2 separate regions of the Homo sapiens genome follow, and region 2 is linked to region 1. Evidence: chromatin loops called from intact Hi-C (ENCODE). Cell type or tissue: Caco-2. All regions are shown on one strand.

Region 1 (4,000 bases):
ACTCCTTCTGTCGCCTCCAACAACTTCTTAGGTATTTAGGAATAGAAGAAAGTCGCCTGGAGGAAGAAAAGAGAGCAGTAAACCAAGTTATTACCTCATTGTTTGAACCCTTTGTTGAGGGAAAGGAAATAATAGATGTCTTGGTTTTATTTCTATGAAGGGGAAGAATCCATTTTCTAATTCCAAATGATGAAGTTAAAAATTTTTCTGTTTAAGGAGTTGATATAATTCTGCTGGAAAAGAAAAAGTTTCCAGGCCATTGGAAATCATGCAGGGGCAGAAGCTGGTATTAGCTACTGTTCATATTTGCTTTTGGGCAGAGGAAGAGTTCATTATTTATCCTTCTTTTCCTCTGCCTTCCCACATGGCTATCCTCTTTACATTTTATTTTGTGCCTTCAATATGATAGTAAATAATAGAGCCATCAGTCAGACAGCTGTGCCTGTAGTTAGAGGGTACTCAGTACATGTAGAATGAATGAATGAGGAAATGAGTATTTCCTATGATATTATTTGCATCCCTCCTAATGGAAGAGATTAATTTATAGCAATGTTTTTCTTAACAAAATACTTTTCTAACAAAGAAAGGGGTATTTTGATGATGGTCTTGGTTTATTACTCCCTAGCTCTAGTTTGTGGACAACTTTTTATTTCTATTTATGGTTTGAAACCACTAGATTCAGGTACTTTCCATAGGTAGCTTGGGTGGTTTTTATCACCAAAGGAATTTTTGTTCTATGTCTCCAGTGCCCTGTTGGGCGTTACAGAGCTGTTAATATACACTGTTGGAGAATTTTGCTAATAGTTATGATTACATGAGAAGTTTTCACGTATTTCCTTCTAACAATTATCCTTCTTCCAATACCATGCAGGGTGTGTATTTATTGCCTTTTTCTCCCACCTGTTTTAGGACCTACCTCTAGCTTCCAGGACTGCCCTGAGGTATGAGGAAGGTGATTAGTATTTTCTTCTGTCACATTATAACCTGTGACACCCATCAATGAAACCTTGGGGCAACCTGTACTCTCTTGCTAACCGAACACAATTCTTGTCCTTGTGTGCAGGTATAGTGGAGGATTACAAGCCACCGTTCTACGATGTGGTTCCCAATGACCCAAGTTTTGAAGATATGAGGAAGGTAGTCTGTGTGGATCAACAAAGGCCAAACATACCCAACAGATGGTTCTCAGACCCGGTAAGAATGCCAGTTTCTCAGTTTTAGAGCTCTTTTCCATTGTTTGCTATTTGTTTCCCTTTGAGTTTCAACTGGTATTGCATCTGAGTGATCTGTCCCGTGGATCTGTTGTTTTCTCTTCCTATTTTATATAGAAGGGTTTAGATCTAGAAGAGTAAGTTCAGAAAAATACTCCATTCTTGAAGAAGCCATATCTCATAGGGGTTGCTAGTGAATGACAATATTTGTAAGAATTTCTGTGAATATGCAGCTTCAGGAATCGGGAGACTCATGACTACTGCTATTAGCCCTAAGACTGCATGTATAAACCAAGAGACTTTAAGTGAAGCTTTTAACCTCCTTTCCATCTCTGTATATCTGAAATCCCAAACACAAGCTGCTGGATGCTGAAGATCCTGTATTGCTACTCATAAGTAGTAGCAGGTATAAAACAATGAGAAATGACCCTATTTGGAAATTTCAGGATTATCTCTAGGTTAGTATTGCTGCTTTTGGCACCCATAAAATCATTAAGGGGTCCAATCTGGCCTATGTCGTTTACCTAATAAATTGGTAGCATTAAGAGTCCAAAGGACAGAGTTCATGAAATTCTAAGAATGGCCTCTTTATCAGTGGTTAAAGGTTGAATATTTGCTTGAAGAAGATGACAGTAACATAACTCTAATTTCACAAGACCTGCGAGTTCTTCAGAATAGTAGACATGATATCAGCCCAGCTTCCAGGGCCATTAAAAAGCCAGTTTGTCATTGTGGTGTTTGTTCTTTCTCTCCTCAGACATTAACCTCTCTGGCCAAGCTAATGAAAGAATGCTGGTATCAAAATCCATCCGCAAGACTCACAGCACTGCGTATCAAAAAGACTTTGACCAAAATTGATAATTCCCTCGACAAATTGAAAACTGACTGTTGACATTTTCATAGTGTCAAGAAGGAAGATTTGACGTTGTTGTCATTGTCCAGCTGGGACCTAATGCTGGCCTGACTGGTTGTCAGAATGGAATCCATCTGTCTCCCTCCCCAAATGGCTGCTTTGACAAGGCAGACGTCGTACCCAGCCATGTGTTGGGGAGACATCAAAACCACCCTAACCTCGCTCGATGACTGTGAACTGGGCATTTCACGAACTGTTCACACTGCAGAGACTAATGTTGGACAGACACTGTTGCAAAGGTAGGGACTGGAGGAACACAGAGAAATCCTAAAAGAGATCTGGGCATTAAGTCAGTGGCTTTGCATAGCTTTCACAAGTCTCCTAGACACTCCCCACGGGAAACTCAAGGAGGTGGTGAATTTTTAATCAGCAATATTGCCTGTGCTTCTCTTCTTTATTGCACTAGGAATTCTTTGCATTCCTTACTTGCACTGTTACTCTTAATTTTAAAGACCCAACTTGCCAAAATGTTGGCTGCGTACTCCACTGGTCTGTCTTTGGATAATAGGAATTCAATTTGGCAAAACAAAATGTAATGTCAGACTTTGCTGCATTTTACACATGTGCTGATGTTTACAATGATGCCGAACATTAGGAATTGTTTATACACAACTTTGCAAATTATTTATTACTTGTGCACTTAGTAGTTTTTACAAAACTGCTTTGTGCATATGTTAAAGCTTATTTTTATGTGGTCTTATGATTTTATTACAGAAATGTTTTTAACACTATACTCTAAAATGGACATTTTCTTTTATTATCAGTTAAAATCACATTTTAAGTGCTTCACATTTGTATGTGTGTAGACTGTAACTTTTTTTCAGTTCATATGCAGAACGTATTTAGCCATTACCCACGTGACACCACCGAATATATTACTGATTTAGAAGCAAAGATTTCAGTAGAATTTTAGTCCTGAACGCTACGGGGAAAATGCATTTTCTTCAGAATTATCCATTACGTGCATTTAAACTCTGCCAGAAAAAAATAACTATTTTGTTTTAATCTACTTTTTGTATTTAGTAGTTATTTGTATAAATTAAATAAACTGTTTTCAAGTCAAACAGTGAAATTGTTTTTCAAAATATAAAAAAGATCTGTGTAACATTATGCATTTTCTTATGGGAGCAATAGAAGCACAAAACTAATTTGTAAATTGAATTTGCTTTTTAAATCTACTCATGAACTTATGTAAGACATCATAAGGATGTCTTACAGCTTGAATTTGGTATAAGAAAATTTGTTTCTTCCTTTGGCTGTGATTTTTTTGTTTTTTTGTGTTTTTTTTTCAGTCAGTTTCTCCAGCTGTAAGGTGAGGGTAACAAATCTCTCTGACCTGCCTTTCTCACAGGGGGGTGTTGTGAGTGTAAACGGGAAGGAGGATGTTAAAGCATTTTGTTGAGTGAAAGGTTCCACGTGAGTGTAAAGTGGTCTTATGCATCCGCCCTTGCTGCTTGGGAGAGTCCGTTCTCGGTTTTTTCACTGCTTGTACACAAGATTAAAAGGTAGAGTTAACAGTAGCCCAATAAGAGAAGAGGTGTGAACATGCCGGAATGTCTTCCAGAGGTAAGTTAATAACTTCATTAGGATGTATTTACTTGGAGGGTATATATTAGAATGACATTTTTTTAAATTACAAATCAAAATTTTAATTTGTGTTACAGATAACATAAAACTTACTAATTTTTAAGTGTATGTTAAGTGCATTCACCTTGTGCTACTATCACCATCATCTATCCACAGAACTCACGTGAAACTGAAACTATATCTGTCAAACAGTAACTCCCCATTCCTCCCTCCTTGGTCCCTGGCAACCATTATTCTACTCTGTGTCTCTGTGAGTTTGGTTACTCTAAGCACCTCATGGAATCATGTA
Region 2 (4,000 bases), 220 kb after region 1:
TGGTGCAGAGCTGAGTTCAATTCCTGGGTATCCTTGTTGACTTTCTGTCTCGTTGATCTGTCTAATGTTGACAGTGGGATGTTAAAGTCTCCCGTTATTAATGTGTGGGAGTCTAAGTCTCTGTAGGTCACTCAGGACTTGCTTTATGAATCTTGGTGCTCCTGTATTGGGTGCATATATATTTAGGATAGTTAGCTCTTCTTGCTGAATTGATCCCTTTACCATTATGTAATGGCCTTCTTTGTCTCTTTTGATCTTTGTTGGTTTAAAGTCTGTTTTATCAGAGACTAGGATTGCAACCCCTGTCTTTTTTTGTTTTCCATTGGCTTGGTAGATCTTCCTCCATCCTTTTATTTTGAGCCTATGTGTGTCTCTGCACATGAGATGGGTTTCCTGAATACAGCACACTGATGGGTCTTGACTCTTTATCCAATTTTCCAGTCTGTGTCTTAATTGGAGCATTTAGTCCATTTACATTTAAAGTTAATATTGTTATGTGTGAATTTGATCCTGTCATTATGATGTTAGCTGGTTATTTTGCTCATTAGTTGATGCAGTTTCTTCCTAGTCTCAATGGTCTTTACATTTTGGCATGATTTTGCAGCAGCTGGTACCGGTTGTTCCTTTCCATGTTTAGTGCTTCCTTCAGGAGCTCTTTTAGGGCAGGCCTGCTGGTGACAAAATCTCTCAGCATTTGCTTGTCTGTAAAGGATTTTATTTCTCCTTCACTTATGAAGCTTAGTTTGGCTGGATATGAAATTCTAGGTTGAAAATTCCTTTCTTTAAGAATGTTGAATATTGGCCCCCACTCTCTTCTGGCTTGTAGGGTTTCTGCCGAGAGATCCGCTGTTAGTCTGATGGGCTTCCCTTTGAGGGTAACCCGACCTTTCTCTCTGGCTGCCCTTAACATTTTTTCCTTCATTTCAGCTTTGGTGAATCTGACAATTATGTGTCTTGGAGTTGCTCTTCTCGAGGAGTATCTTTGTGGCGTTCTCTGTATTTCCTGAATCTGAACGTTGGCCTGCCTTGCTAGATTGGGGAAGTTCTCCTGGATAATATCCTGTAGAGTGTTTTCCAACTTGGTTCCATTCTCCCCATCACTTTCAGGTACACCAATCAGACGTAGATTTGGTCTTTTCACATAGTCCCATATTTCTTGGAGGCTTTGCTCATTTCTTTTTATTCTTTTTTCTCTAACCTTCCCTTCTCGCTTCATTTCATTCATTTCATCTTCCATTGCTGATACCCTTTCTTCCAGTTGATTGCATCGGCTCCTGAGGCTTCTGCATTCTTCACGTAGTTCTCAAGCCTTGGTTTTCAGCTCCATCAGCTCCTTTAAGCACTTCTTTGTATTGGTTATTCTAGTTATACATTCTTCTAAATTTTTTTCAAAGTTTTCAACTTCTTTGCCTTTGGTTTGAATGTCCTCCTGTAGCTCAGAGTAATTTGATCGTCTGAAGCCTTCTTCTCTCAGCTCGTCAAAATCATTCTCCATCCAGCTTTGTTCTGTTGCTGGTGAGGAACTGCGTTCCTTTGGAGGAGGAGAGGCGCTCTGCTTTTTAGAGTTTCCAGTTTTTCTGTTCTGTTTTTTCCCCATCTTTGTGGTTTTATCTACTTTTGGTCTTTGATGATGGTGATGTACAGATGGGTTTTTGGTGTGGATGCCCTTTCTGTTTGTTAGCTTTCCTTCTAACAGAGAGGACCCTCAGCTGCAGGTCTGTTGGAGTACCCTGCCGTGTGAGGTGTCAGTGTGCCCCTGCTGGGGGGTGCCTCCCAGTTAGGCTGCTCGGGGGTCAGGGGTCAGGGACCCACTTGAGGAGGCAGTCTGCCCGTTCTCAGATCTCCAGCTGCGTGCTGGGAGAACCACTGCTCTCCTCAAAGCTGTCAGACAGGGACATTTAAGTCTGCAGAGGTTACTGCTGTCTTTTTGTTTGTCTGTGCCCTGCCCCCAGAGGTGGAGCCTACAGAGGTAGGCAGGCCTCCTTGAGCTGTGGTGGGCTCCACCCAGTTCGAGCTTCCCGGCTGCTTTGTTTACCTAATCAAGCCTGGGCAATGGCGGGCGCCCCTCCCCCAGCCTCGCTGCCGCCTTGCAGTTTGATCTCAGACTGCTGTGCTAGCAATCAGCGAGACTCCCTGGGCGTAGGACCCTCTGAGCCAGGTGCCGGATATAATCTCGTGGTGCGCCGTTTTTTAAGCCCATCGGAAAAGCGCAGTATTCTGGTGGGAGTGACCCGATTTACCAGGTGCCGTCCGTCACCCCTTTCTTTGACTCAGAAAGGGAACTCCCTGACCCCTTGCGCTTCCCAAGTGAGGCAATGCCTCGCCCTGCTTCGGCTCGCGCACGGTGCGCGCACCCACTGACCTGCGCCCACTGTCTGGTACTCCCTAGTGAGATGAACCGGGTACCTCTGATGGAAATGCAGAAATCACCTGTCTTCTGCGTTGCTCACGCTGGGAGCTGTATACCGGAGCTGTTCCTATTCGGCCATCTTGGCTCCTCCCCTAATTTTCACCACTTCTATGCAACTTTGTGTTGGAGATCTAATTTGTGAAATAAGGTAAGAGAAAGAAAGAAAAGAAATGCAGATTGGGGCTGGGTGTGATGGCTCATGCCTGTAATCCCAGAACTTTGGGAGGCCAACGCATGAGGATCACTTGAGGTCAGGAGTTAGAGACCAACTTGGGCACTATAGTGAGACCCTGTCTCTATAAACAATGTTGACAAAATAGCCAGGCATGGTGGCATGCACCTGTAGTCCCAGCTACTTGGGAGGCTGAGGTGGGAGGCTCACTTGAGCCCATGAGTTCAAGGCCACAGTGAGCTATAATCACATCACTGCACTCTAGCCTAGGCAACAGAGTGAGATCCTGTTTCTAAAAAAGAAAAAAAAAAGAAATAGAGATTGAAAAATAAGAAGTAAATGAGGTCAGGTGACATAATTGTGTATATTAAAAAATCCTAATGAATCTAATAAAAAGCTACTAGAATTAATACTTTAATTCAGTGAGGCCACAAGATATAAGATTGATATGAAAAATCAATTTAATATGAATGGAATTATACAGTATGTACTCTTGTTAAGTACATGCATTGCAAATATTTTCTTGCAGTTGGTAATTTGCCTTTTAGTAAGAGCAGAAATGTTATTTTATTTATTTTTATTTTATTATCTTTTTATTTCCATAGGTTTTTGCAGAGCAGGTGGTATTTGGTTACATGAGTAAGTTCTTTAGTGGTGATTTGTGAGATTTTGGTGCATCCATCACCCAAGCAGTATACATTGTACCCCAATTTGTAGTCTTTTATCCCTCACTCCCCAGCAGAAATTTTAAAATTTGATGAAGACCAATTTATTAATTTTTTTCTTTGTGGTTTTGTTTTGTTTTGTGCTCTATCCAAAAATCTTTGTCTACTTCAAAAATATGAAGAATCCTAGCCCATGTTTTTTTCTAGAAGTTTTACAGTTTTAGCTTTAACTTTTTATCCCTGATACATTTTGATTTAAGTTTTGTATATGGTGTGAGACAGAGGTCACATCCATATGGATGTCTCATTGCTCCGGTATCTGTTGTTGAAAAAAAATTCATATTTAAATATATTGGCACTTTTATCAAAGTTCGATTTGTCATGTGTTTGTTTCTATATTTCCTATCTGTTTCTTTTATCTGTATGTCTTTGCTGTGTCAGTTGCACACTGGATTATCCTCACTTTATAGTAAGTCTTGAAATGATGCAGTATAAGTCCTCCAACTTTGTTGTTCTATTTTGAAATTGTTTTGTGCTATCCTAAGTCTGTTAACTTCCATATAAATTTTGGAACCAGATTGTCATTTTTGACACACAAAAAAAAAACCCTGAGAGATTTTTATTGGGATTGCATTGATGTCATAGATCAATTTGGAGAGAATGATTTCCTTAAAAAATATTGAGTCTTCCAATCCATAAACATTTTATATTTCTCCATTTGTTTATATCTTCTTTAATTTATTTAAACAATAT

Evidence for each region. Hi-C counts contacts between places; a loop is a spot of excess contacts. Peaks named below come from ENCODE experiments on the same cell type or tissue, not always from the same donor. Only the 100,000 strongest peaks of a DNase experiment are listed, where the experiment ranks them.
Region 2: it touches region 1 in a loop (7-fold over the local background); 1 of 110 quality-filtered maps calls a loop at or near these places.

The regions. Positions count from the first base shown.
Region 1 is chr2:157,735,634-157,739,633 of GRCh38, reverse strand. It overlaps ACVR1 (activin A receptor type 1), which reads left to right. Exons shown (of 11, transcript NM_001111067.4): 10 at 1,064-1,194; 11 at 1,969-3,188. The coding sequence ends at 2,103. Among named protein-coding and RNA genes, the nearest start is that of ACVR1C, 110 kb to the right of the region's middle. In Caco-2, no CTCF peak of the experiment used is centred here; no DNase peak of the experiment used is centred here.
Region 2 is chr2:157,513,647-157,517,646 of GRCh38, reverse strand. No RefSeq gene overlaps it. Among named protein-coding and RNA genes, the nearest start is that of CYTIP, 72 kb to the right of the region's middle. RefSeq lists enhancers at 1,548-2,195, 2,196-2,844. In Caco-2, no CTCF peak of the experiment used is centred here; a DNase peak (open chromatin) is centred at 2,466; H3K4me3 peaks cover 793 bases.